2 separate regions of the Homo sapiens genome follow, and region 1 is linked to region 2. Evidence: chromatin loops called from intact Hi-C (ENCODE). Cell type or tissue: CD4-positive, alpha-beta T cell. All regions are shown on one strand. Each heading gives the region's core, and the rest is flanking DNA. Links, peaks and the distances in the headings are about the cores only.

Region 1 (6,269 bases), core at 729-5,728, 68 kb after region 2:
CTTGCCCCCTCCCCGTGGGTTCCACTCTGAGGCCCAGATCAATCTAAGACCTCCTGGCACCAAGGGAGGCCTTAGAACCTCAAAGATCCTTTTCTCCCTGGCCCCTGAGCCTTGCCCCAAAGGTGGCCCAGACCTTGTCCTCCAACTTGACTCACATGTTTGGGGCCAACCTGCCACTCCCACCACCAGACCCAACCTGTCCAAATGTAACAAACGAAACTCCCACCCCCGACCCCAAGCCCCTCAGCTTCCCCATCTCGGTTTCAGCAGCTCCACCCTTTCAATATCATGAGTTATCCTGAAGGGTTTCTCTCTCTCTGTTTTTGTTGTTGTTGTTTTTGTACTTTTTAAGAGACAGGGTCTTGCTCTTTTGCCCAGGCTGGAGTGTAGTCGTGCAATCAGAGCTCACTGCAGCCTCAGACTCCAGGGCCCAAGCGATCCTCCCATCTTTGCACTGGAAAACCCTAGGATTACAGGCGTGAGCCACCGCACTCAGTCAGACTATTTTCTAATCTGTTACATTCCGTTTCCAAACCTTCAGCTGGACTGCCCTTAGCGACTCCTCACTCCCACCACCTACCCCAGCCCAATCAGAGTCATCCCCCTCTTCTCAGTCACCTCCCTCTCAGTCCAAGCTCAGTCAGCAGCCACAGTAACCTATTAAAGCTCAAGTATGTCCAGCACCCACTTGTGGCCCCCACTGCACTTAAAGAAAAGCCCCAGCCACCTCTGAGCCCACCTCCCCCAGAAACAGAACTGCAGCCCCACCTGGCTCTCTGCTCCTCCTTATATCAACCACAGGGCTGCCCCCACCGGAACATTCCTCCAGACACAGAGCTGCAGCCACACCTGGCTCTCTGCTCCTCCTTATATCAACCACAGCACTGTCCCCACCGGAACAGTCCTCCAGACACAAAGCTGCAGCCACACCTGGCTCTCTGCTCCTCCTTAAGGCACTGGACACATCAACCACAGGGCTGCCCCCACCAGAACATTCCTCCAGACATATTGTCTTGGCTTGCTCCCTGACCTTCAAGTTTTTGCTTAAAAGTCACGTGACGCCGGCTGGGCGTGGTGGCTCACGCCTGTAATCCCAGCACTTTGGGAGGCCGAGGTGGACGGAACACAAGATCAGGAGATAGAGACCATCCTGGCTAACACGGTGAAACCCCGTCTCTACTAAAAAAAATACAAAAAATTAGCCGGGCGTGGTGGCGGGCACCTGTAGTCCCAGCTACTCAGGAGGCTGAGGCAGGAGAACGGTGTGAACCCGGGAGGTGGAGCTTGCAGTGAGCTGAGATTGCACCACTGCACTCCAGCCTGGGCGATTGAGTGAGACTCCGTCTCAAAAACAAAACCAAACCAAAAACAAACAAAAACAAAAAACAAAGTCACGTGATGCCTTTACATTCTGCCCTAAAGTCACATTCACTCCACCCTAACACGTGCTAGGTCCTTTCCCTTTTTCTTCATTGTACAAACTAGACACACCATGTAATTCACTAGTTTAATTTCTCATCCAGAACAGCCCTGTCCAATGTAGACAGTACAACGAGGAAATGCATATTTAGTTAATTTAACTTTGACTGGCCATGTTTGGCTAGTGGCCACCACACTGGATAGCTCACATCTGAATGTGAGCCCAGCGGAGGCAGGAACTTTGGTCTCTCTCATTCCTCACTCCTCGTCTGGGTCTCGGCCCACCTGTGCAGGTGTACCAGGTCTGAATGAGCCCCCAGATGATGGTGTTACACTTGTCACAGGTCTGCTTGACGCTCTTGCTCTTCTCCTTGTAAAAGCGGTGCTCAAGGAGCACTCGGATGTTTGGCTCATCCTCATTGGGGTCCTGCAGAGGGTGAGTCAGGGAGGGGGTCACAGGTGAGCTGGGCTGAAGTTCCTTTCCCTTCGCACAAGCCCCTCAACTTATTTCTTCCAGGCACCATTTAGGGCAGAGATTGTGAGTTTCAGCACAATGCCATGTCCCTTTTCTCCCTTTCACAGTAAACAATGATCAGCTGGACAAGGACCGCCAAGGTCACATGCTACCTTTCCCAGCATCCCTTGCGACCTTTCCCAGCATCCCTTGCAGCGAGGGGCTGTGTGGGATTGCACCGGGCCATGGGCATGTGAGCGGGAGCGACCCGGCCTCTCTGCCCCTCCTGCTTTTTGCCGGTTAGGTGCAGGGCAATGGAAAAGGAGGCCCTCCCCAACACCATTAGCTGTCATAGAGGCCCCAGACCACCTATGGGATTTTTACGTGAGGAAACGAACACATCTTCTCTAAGCCACTATGTTTTGGGGTTTTTTTTTCTTACCACCAATTTACCTGTTTCCTCATGAATATTCTACTTTCTACATTCCCAGGGATACCTGAATCAGCACAGGGGACACAGGGCAGCCAGGCCAAAGCACACACAGACCCAAGGACTGCATCAGGAACATCTGTGGCCTGGGACCCACCACCTTCTTTTGTTGTCACCTTCAAGACACCACCCGTCCTTGTCCATGTGGCTCACTCAGGGAGGAACTTACTTAGCCCACCCGCTTGCTTCAGTGGGTGGGCACACAGCCCAGAACTAGCCAATCGGCCACCGTCATTGGGTCAGTGGGCGGGCACACAGCCCAGAACTAGCCAATCGGCCACTGTCATTGGGTCAGGGGTGGGCACATGACCCAGAACTGGCCAGTCAGCCACTGTCATCCGGTCAGGACTGGCCAATGAAAGTCAGGCCTGAGGTTCCTGCTATAACCACTGTGAAAAGGCAGCTGTCATCTGCACAGGGAGGCTCAGCTCCTGGAAAGCAAGATGTGGTTGCCGGGACCGTCTCTGCCACCGCACAGGGAAGGCCTGCCTGAGGCTGGATCAGACACAGGAAGTCGAGTTGGAAGAGAGCAAGATTCCTGACACTGGAGGATCTTCCAGTCACCAAGCAAATACATTTTTCTTTTTGGCTTAAGCTACTCAGGGTTGAGTTTCTGTTCCTTGCAACAGGAGGGTCTAGGCTAATAGGGAAACCTCCCGCAGTGGGGTGAGGGCCCGTCTTCCACCCTGCCTGTCTCGTGCCCTTCTACCTCAGCCCCTGAGGCCGAGAGAGAGACCACCGCCTGAGAGAGAGCCAGAGGCTGGCAGGGTCCTCCTAGTTCCACAGTTCTGGCCTCGGCCCCAGGCTGCCCCACGGCGGGGCGGCCCCACACCCACCTTCAGCTCCTGGAGCTTCAGCCGGAGGTGGATGAGTCGCACCACGGCATCCTTCTGCTTCTCCGACTGCTCGGGCAGCTCCAGAATCACCTGCTTGCACTCCTCGATCGCCTGCCGCAGCTGCTGGACGTCAGAGGCCAGGAACAGACCCTGCCCAGGTTGGGGGCGGGGGCAGTCAAAGGCCCATCCTGCAGGAGCTCCCTGTTAAGGCCCATCCGCCGAGACAGGCCCAGAGCAGACCCCGACACCCCTCACCCAGAGAAGGAAACTCAACCCAGAGGGCACCGAGGACTTGCTCCAGGGCAGGAAAGGTGGCAGCACGGTCAAGGTCCACCCGGTGCTGCGTGCTCCTAGCCTGACCTGCCTGCCCACAGACCTCTGAAAACCTAATGTTTGAAAGTTGCTTTTCAAAAGACAACTTCCTTCTTTGAGAAATCCAGATGCTTTTTTGTTATGTCACTTCACTTCCTTCTGAAGAGCTTCCTCTTGGAGGAAAGCTAGGGAAAGGACATTTGCTGTCATGAAGGACAGTAAGTGGCCTCGAGCTTGACTGCCAAGCCCAAGCACATGCCGAGAGCCAGCCCCAGCACTTCTGGTTGCTTTCGCCACATAGCGACCAGGGGGCTCACGGCCCAGCAAGGCCCCAGACTCAGAACACTCTGGGGATCCCGGGGAAGACAGGATCAGGTCTCAGTGCTGGGGAGCCTGGACCCCGCCCTCAGGAGCCATCCTCCTCCTCCAGGCTGCTGGGCTCTGAGACCCAGGCAAAGGGGAGGTGGCACCCTCCCCTCCCCCTTGCAGCTCAGCCTGTGGCCCAAAGGAAGTGCTCAAAATGTTGTAATATACAAAACAAGCTGAGTGCAGTGGGTCACACCTATAATGCTAGCACTTTGGGAGGCCGAGGTGGGTGGATCACTTGAGCTCAGGAGCTTTAGACTAGCCTGGGCAACAGAGCGAGACCCCGTGTCTATAAAAAAAAAATGAAAAATTATCTGAGCATTGTAGTGCACACCTGTAGTCTCAGCTAATCAGGAAGCTGAGGTGGGAGGATCGCTTGGGCTCAGGAGGTCGAGGCTGCAGTGAGCCATGATTGCGCCACTGCACTTCACAGCGGGGGCAACAGAGCGAGACCTTATCTCAAGAAAAAGGAAAAAAAATAAGATACGAAACAAATATATGAAGTCTCTCCCTCTTTTTTTTTTTTTCAGACGGAGTCTCTGTCGCCCAGGCTGGAGTGCAGCGGCACGATCTCGGCTCACTGCAACCTCCACCTCCCGGGTTCAAGCGATTCTCCTGCCTCAGCCTCCTGAGTAGCTGGGACTACAGGGGCGCTCCACTATGCCCGGCTAAATTTTTTTTTGTATTTTTAGTAGAGACGGGGTTTCAGCATGTTGGTCAGGCTGGTCTCGAACTCCTGACCTCACGATCCGCCCGCCTCGGCCTCCCAAAGTGCTGGATTACAGGCGTGAGCCACCACGTCTGGCCCAAATCCTTTCAAAGTTACATTTGAATGTTGCCGTAATGTTTCCCTCAAAAGTTGGAGATGGTTTGCATAAAAATAAAAGGTTTTCAAACTTTTTTTTTCTTTGAGACGGAGTCTCACTCTGTCACCCAGGCTGGAGTGCAGTGGCGCAGTCTCGGCTCACTGCAAACTCTGCCTCCTAGGTTCACATCATTCTCCTACCTCAGCCTCCCGAGTAGCTGGGACTACAGGCATGTGCCACCACGCCCGGCTGATTTTTTGCATTTTTTAGTAGAGACGGGGTTTCACCGTGTTAGCCAGGATGGTCTCCATCTCCTGACCTCGTGATCCGCCCGCCTCAGCCTCCCAAAGTGCTGGGATTACAGGCGTGAGCCACCGCGCCCGGCCTCAAACTTTTTTAAAAAAATCATTATATCCTCCCCCTTTTCTTCTTCAACACAAGGCTTCCATGGAACAAAACACGGAACAAACAAGAGTGGCCCTGTAATACCGACTGGTCAGTACGAGGCAGACAAGGGGCTTCCCCTTGCCTCCCACACCCTGACTCTCGGCAAGTGTACAGGACCTCAAGGACCCCAGAGGGAATCTATTCTCTGCACATTTGCTTCATGAAGACATGGAGCTCAGGGGACAGAAGCAGCCCCAGGTTCATGAACCCCAATCCCAGGCTCTCTCCACCTGCCTTCACTCAGGCTCTGAGGGTGGGGGTCTGTGGTGTCATGCAGGCCTCAGATTCGAAGCCAGGAGCCCTGGCTGAGGTGGGGGCTGCTGAGCCTGACAATGGAGTGAGACTGTACCCCAGCTCACAGGACACTGCCCTGCCACCTGGGAGGGAGTGACAAGGAAACCCTGGCCCTTCCTGCCTTGGGGGTTCCCTCAGTCCCTCTCCCCTCCGAGATCTAAAACCTTACCACAGGGCGGGAGAAGTGGTCCTCAGACAGGCCGAGATCCATCACGCGTTCAGGGCAGCGGAATTCCGGCTCCCCAGGGGGCAGCTCAGGCAGGGCCTCTGGAGGAAGACGGGGACAGGTGTGGAGCGTCAGCTGCTACCTCCTGCCTCCCATCCCCTAGGGAGGAGCTGAGATAGCCAGGAGTGGGAAAGGGATTCAGGAAGCCGCACAGAAAGGAGGCACCGTGAGAGCTGGGCACCACTCAGATCTGCACACCGTCCAGTCTGCATTCACAGAGGAGCCCACAGCCTTGTGTAGACAGGAAAGAGCCACTCAAAATGAGGAGGTGGAATGACACTCGGTGCCAAAAGTCCTCAAGACAGCATTATAGAGACATCCCATTTCTAAGGTGGACACCTCATGCGTGACCACGGGGGCGAGAGAAAAACCACTGCATGGCTACACAGCAAAATCCACGAACCCCAGTGTCGACTCCAGGCCGTCTCTGCAGCTGCCCCGCTCCAAGCACTCCCTGATGACCTCATCTGCAGTTTCTAAAGCTCATGCCACCCTGACGCCCAGAGCACGTTCCCTCGGCTAACCTCTCCCTTACCAGGTCTCAGCGCTGACCGCACTCAGCAAGTGTTCCCTGAGCACCTACTATGTGCTGGGCCCTAGGATGCAGCAGTGATGGGTC
Region 2 (6,269 bases), core at 884-5,883:
TAAGCTGCCCCGTAGCCTGCCCCGTAGGCTGCCCCGTAGGCTCCATGGCCACTGCCCCACAAGGCCTGTCTCCACAGGAATGGGAAGCGGACAGGGAGACGGGCAGCAGCTCACATGCTGGGACAACGCAGTGTTCAATCCATTCTCCATCCAGCAGCTCCAGACATCTTTCCAGAACACAAACCTGACCCCATCACCTCTCTGCTTAGCCACTGGCTTAAACTGCCAATGGTTTGCCTGCATGTAAAATAAAGCCATTCTTTACCATTGTTCAAGGACCTCTGCCTAGCTCCAACTTCAGGTCATGAGACTCTTTCAGTCTCCTTCGTATTGATTTTTTATCTTACAACTATCAAAAGAAGGTAAGATTTATTAACAATAACACAGAGTTGACACAGCCCTCATGTCCCATGTCAGGTGCTCACAGGCAGTCGTCCATGAGGGCAGAGGCCAGAGGGTGCACCGTGCTTGCCACACACTGCCGTCTCCAGGAGCCTTTTAGGTAAAATTGTAATTATGTAATTATGTTCTGTAGCCCTTAACTACATCCAAATGAAGAAGAGACTTAAACTAACTCCTACAAAGAAACTATAAAAACATCACCTCCTCCCCAAAATAAGCAACAAGAAAAAGGCAGCCCTGATGCTGTTACTCCTTGTTGGGACTTTTATCAAAAACAATGAATGACTGGCCAGGCGTGGTGGCTCATGCCTGTAATCCCAGCACTTTGGGAGGCCGAGGCGAGTGGATCACGAGGTCAGGAGATCGAGACCATCCTGGCTAACACGGTGAAACCCCGTCTCTACTAAAAATACAAAAAAAAAATTAGCCAGGCGTGGTGGCAGGTGCCTGTAGTCCCAGCTACTCGGGAGGCTGAGGCAGGAGAATGGTGTGAACCCGGGAGGTGGAGCTCACAGTGAGCCGAGATCGCGCCACTGCACTCCAGCCTGGGCGACAGAGTGAGACTCCGTCTCAAAAAAAAAAAAAAAAAAAAAAAAAAAAATGAACGATTAATCAGATTCAGATGTGATTTGAAGTAAATCATCCTTCTTTCAAAAACTTCCTTTTTGACATAATGTTTAATGGTGAATAAAATAAAGGAGAATGCTACATGTGTGTTCTACGATAAGTCTATACACATCAGGTGCAAAAAAAGGGTAAGATTGAAAGAGAATACACGAAATTAAAAACAGCTTTTAGATCAGAAAAGCATGTCCTTCCACACTCCTACCACCCTGTTACAAAGCTCTTTCACAGGCTGCACTACCTTTCTGAAAAGACATGGTGCAGCCGAAAGCTTTGCCGCTGATGGGAATTATGGGCCACGCGGGGGGCGTGTTCTGGCTTGGACAGAAGGGTGGATCCACATGGCAAGATGGACACTCGGCGTAGGCACCCTGCGTGGTGCCCGCCCACGCCCACCCGGGGACTGGGCCACAGCCCGCTCTGCTCACCTGCTCCTTGCTCATGTCCTCTGGAGCGAGCCCATCGACAATCGGGGTGCCTTTGGCTTTGCCTTTCTTCCCTTTCTTTTTCGGTGCCTTTGGTGGAAATAATGGGGTAAGAGAGACTCTAACAGCTTCCCCTTCTTGGCTGGCTCTGATTTGCTCCCAGGAACATTTGGCAGAGAAGGTTCTGGAACCTCTCTCCCTTCTGCTCACCTGGAGCACATCATTGCCCTGAGTGTTCCCACCCTTTACCACACACACATCCTGTTGTTGCATTTGGAGAAGCACAAAGGAGAAACCTTCCTTTTGAGAAGGAGAACATTCCTTCTAGAAAAGAGAGGAGCCGGGCGTGGTGGCTCACGCCTGTAATCCCAGCACTTTGGGAGGCCGAGGTGGACGGATCACGAGGTCAGGAGATCAAGACCATCCCGGCTAACACAGTGAAACCCCATCTCTACTAAAAATACAAAAAAAAATTAGCCGGGCGTGCCGGTGGGCGCCTGTAGTCCCAGCTACTCGGGAGGCTGAGGCAGGAGAATGGCTTGAACCTGGGGCATGGAGTTTGCAGTGAGCCGAGATCACACCACTGCACTCCAGCCAGGACGACAGAGTGAGACTCCATCTCAAAAAAAAAAAAAAGAGAGGAAACCTAGCCAGGTGTGCTGGTGTGTGCCTATAGTCCCAGTTACTCGGGAGGCTGAGGCAGAAGAATCGCTTGAACCCGGGAGGCAGAGGCTGCAGTGAGCCAAGATCCCACCATTGCACTCCAGCCTGGGCAACAAAGTGAGACTCCATCTCAAAAAGCAAACTGTAACTTAAAAAAAAAAAAAAAGAAAAGAGAGGGAACTCATTCCAAACCCACTCATTCCTTGGTATACGGTGACCAGGCGCAGTGGCTCACACGTGTCATCCCAGCACTTTGGGAGGCCAAGGCAGGACAATCACTTGAGCCTAGAAGTTTAAGGCTGCAGTGAGCTATGGTGCACCACCGCACTCCAGCCTGGGCAGTAGAACGAGACCCCGTCTCCAAAAACTAAGAGAGGGGGGAACCCATTCCAAACCCACTCACTCCTTGGTAAAAAGTAAAGACCTCTGCTGTGGATGCAAAACAGAGGAAAGACCCTCAATACCACACTGCCAAATGTTACCATGCTGGCGGCAACATTGGTGACCACCATGGAAAAGACCTGCAAGACACCATTCAGTAAGCTTAGGGAGAAATGCCTCCATAACCACGATCGGTTGTGACAACCACAAGTTTCCTTTCTTTCAAAGAGAAACTTCCTTCAGAGAAGCCTGGTCAAGAAAGCTTGGGCAGACAGCACCCACCACGAGAGCCCTGTAAATGGGCTGCCAGACGGAACTGCACATGGCGTCGTGCGTGGTTTTAGCAACTTTGACAAGGATGGGAGAGAACCTTCTAACCCCACCCCCTTGTGGAAGTTGCTGAAACCACGCATGACACCAGGAGCAGTTCTGTCTGGCCACCCATTTACAGGGCACTCAAGCAGGTAACAAATTTCCATATCCTATCCTGCTGACTTTGCTACTCCCAGTAGTCTTCAGCCCATGCTTTTCTGTGTCTACATGTCTCGGTAACCTTTTTTAAAGACAAAGTCTTGCTCTGTCGCCCAAGCTGGAGTGCAGTGGTGTGATCACATAGCTCACTGCAGACTCCAATTCCTGGGCTCAACTGATACTCCCACCTCAGCCTCCCAAGGAGCTGGGACCACAGGAGTTCACTGCTGCTGTGCCCAGCTATGTAACGTTTTTAAAATTACAAATTTCATGTGGAAATTTTATTTATTTTTTAAAAACATTAAAACCTAAATCCATTTATCTTTTTTTTTTTTTTTTTGAGATGGAGTCTCCCTCGTCATCCAGGCTGCCTTGGCTCACTGCAACCTCCACCTCTTGGGTTCAAACAATTCTCCTGCCTCAGCCTCCACGAGGAGCTGGGACTACAGGTGCCCGCCACCACGCCTGGCTAATTTTTTTTTGTATTTTAGTAGAGACGAGGTTTCACCATGTTGGCCAGGCTGGTCTTGAACTCTCTTTTTTTTTTTTTTTTTTTTTTTTGAGACAGAGTCTTGCTCTGTTGCCCAGGCTGGAGTGCAATGGTGCGATCTCAGCTCACTGCAACCTCCGCCTCCCGGATTCAAGCCATTCTCCTGCCTCAGCCTCCTGAGTAGCTGGGATTACAGGTGCCCACCACCACGTCCGGCTAATTTTTTGTATTTTTAGTAGAGACGGGGTTTCACTATGTTGGCCAGGCTGTACTCGAACTCCTGACCCGTGATCTGCCCACCTAAGCCTCCCAAAGTGCTGGGATTACAGGCGTGAGCCACCGCGACTGGCCCATTTATCTTCATTTATGTTTCATTTAGTCCTGAATGAAAACATTAGGTGGAGCCAGGCACAGTGGCTCACACCTGTCATCCCAGCACTTTGGGAGGCTGAGGCGGGCGGATCACTTGAGGTCAGCAGTTCAAGACCAGCCTGGCCAACATGGTGAAACCCTGTCTCTACTAAAAATACAAAAAAATTAGCCAGGCGTGGTGGCGGGCACCTGTAGTCCCAGGTACTCGGGAGGCCGAGGCAGGAGAATCGCTTGAACCCAGGTGGCAGAGGTTGCAGTGAGCCAAGATCATGCCACTGCACTCCAGCCTGGGTGACAGGGTAAGACTCTACCTCAAAAAAAAAAAAAAAAAGAGAGAGAGAAAATATTATGTGGAAATTTTAGAAAACACTGATGAGAAGAAAACAGAAATATCACCCATATTCCTTGGTCCAAGGATCCAACAGACCAAGGCCCATATTCCCACAACCTAACAGAAACAGAAGTAGTTTGGTTGTGTTTAGTGTTTGCTGTTGTGTTTGCTGTTGCATTTTTTTGTTTTTTGTTTTTGTTTTTGTTTTTTTTGAGATGGAGTCTTGCTCTGTCACCCAGGCTGGAGTGCAGTGGTGCAATCCTGGCTCACTGCAACTGGAACAGGAATTAAAAGAAATTAAAAAGTGTGTAAGCAGAAACTCAGTTATATATAAGAAAACCCAACTCCCCCTGAAAAAGAGAAAGAGCTGGAGTCCTTTAAAAATTAACTGCCTGTTTTTCTGCGGCTAGTGAGCCTTGTCTCTCCTCCCTTCCCAGGCATTGTGAAGACCCTGATTCTGTAGCTGTGCGGCTGCAAGGTCACTAGGCAGATAAACTCAAGTCGCAAAACATGTTTTTCCTTAAAAAGTAAGAAATGATGTAATGCATGTTTCAACTGAACAACTGCCTTTATTTCTCACATCTGAAGCATGCTTCCCCCTGCACAGATCTCCCTCTGCCCCACGAAAAGCTTAAAAGGTAACTTAACTCTTTGTTCAGGGCTCAGTCCTTTGGATTTTAATCTGACTGGGCCGGTGCACCTAAATAATTAATAAATATCCTCCTGAACCCCATCGGTCTCTCTAATTCCTTAAAAATCCCACTACACAACCTCTACCTTCCAGGTTCAAGAAATTCTCCTGCCTCAGCCTCCCAAGTAGCTGGGACTATAGGTGCGTACCACCACACCCGGCTAATTTTGTGTGTGTGTGTGTGTGAGTGTGTGTGTGTGTGTATTTTTAGTAAAGACAGGGTTTCACCATGTTGGCCAGGCTGGTCTCCAACTCCTGGCCTCAAGTGATCCACCCACCTTGGACTCCTAAAGTGCTGGGTTTACAGGCGTCAGCCACTACACCCTGCTTTTTTTTTTTTTTTTTAAGAGACGTGTTGCCAGGCTGGAGTGCGGTGGTGCGATCTCGGCTCGCTGCAACCTCCGCCTCCCAGGTCCAAGTGATTCTCCTGCCTCAGCCTCCCGAGTAGCTGGAACTACAGGCACACGCCACCACACCCAGCTAATTTTTGTATGTTTAATAGATATGGATTTTCACCATGTTGGCCAGGATGGTCTGGATCTCCTGACCTCATGATCCGCCTGCCTCGGCCTCCCAAAGTGATGGGATTACAGGCGTGAGCCACCGCGCCCAGACTCCTGGCCTAGTTTGGTAGTTTCTTTCATAGTCGGTTTTCAGAAGACCCTTCCTGGGTCAGAAAACCCATCTACTTAAATTTAATTCGTAATGTACTGCTCTCTTTTTAATCCCTCCACTCCAAGAAGGCTACCTCATCACAAAGCCCTGAAGGCAGTGGAGGAAGGTTCAGCATTACTTAGCATTTGGGACCTTCACAGCCAGCTGCAGGGACTTGGTGGGGCTCCCAGAGCTTTCCTCCCCCCACCAGCTGAAACCCACCCTGCCACACCTGCCCAGAAATTGAGTTACTGACAATTCCTGTACCACAAAGGGAGAGCCCTTTACAAGAGAAAGACAGACATGGAGCTGATGAGGCCACGAGCTCCGCCTTCCTCTTCTCGGTCTGGGCCTGACTCCTGCCAGGCTTTCCAAGGGAACAGTGGTTCCTGTATCCCAAGGTTGTGCCCTGGGCACTCCAAGGGCACTGGACCTGTCCGGGCCTCCTTGGTGTAGAGGGATCTCTAGCCACTCTGGTGTGCCCCAGGCTCTCCATCCGGGAGACCAAAGGTCTTAGGGTAATTCCTGCCTCCGGCTCTATTCCATGGGGACCCTGGTGCTCTGCAAAGCCTCGTGAGCTGAAACCCTAGGTCCCAGGGATCCAACAGACCGAGTCTGCCATTCCAGGATGAGAGTCCCCTTGACGCATGTTCACTCTTCTGGGGACCGTGCGCCGCCGACCCCGGGCCCTGGGCGTTCTATGACCACCCCTGTGAGCACAGGGCTCTGGACAGCCCAGGTCTCAGTCCCGAGTGCTGCCAGGCC

What was found. Hi-C counts contacts between places; a loop is a spot of excess contacts. Peaks named below come from ENCODE experiments on the same cell type or tissue, not always from the same donor. Only the 100,000 strongest peaks of a DNase experiment are listed, where the experiment ranks them.
Region 1: a loop joins it to region 2, with 3 times the contacts of the local background. A loop is called at or near these places in 9 of 110 quality-filtered maps.

What each region holds. Positions count from the first base shown.
Region 1 is chr16:89,954,591-89,960,859 of GRCh38, reverse strand. It overlaps DEF8 (differentially expressed in FDCP 8 homolog), which reads right to left. Exons shown (of 13, transcript NM_001242818.2): 4 at 5,594-5,691; 5 at 3,200-3,349; 6 at 1,705-1,846. Among named protein-coding and RNA genes, the nearest start is that of SNORA119, 4.3 kb to the right of the region's middle. In CD4-positive, alpha-beta T cell, for the core only: no CTCF peak of the experiment used is centred there; a DNase peak (open chromatin) is centred at 2,659; H3K4me3 peaks cover 440 bases.
Region 2 is chr16:90,022,908-90,029,176 of GRCh38, reverse strand. It overlaps DRC4 (dynein regulatory complex subunit 4), which reads right to left. Exons shown (of 11, transcript NM_001481.3): 2 at 1,455-1,541. GAS8-AS1 (GAS8 antisense RNA 1) reads left to right here. Exons shown (of 1, transcript NR_122031.2): 1 at 1-278. Among named protein-coding and RNA genes, the nearest start is that of DRC4, 3.4 kb to the right of the region's middle. In CD4-positive, alpha-beta T cell, for the core only: no CTCF peak of the experiment used is centred there; a DNase peak (open chromatin) is centred at 2,876; H3K4me3 peaks cover 83 bases.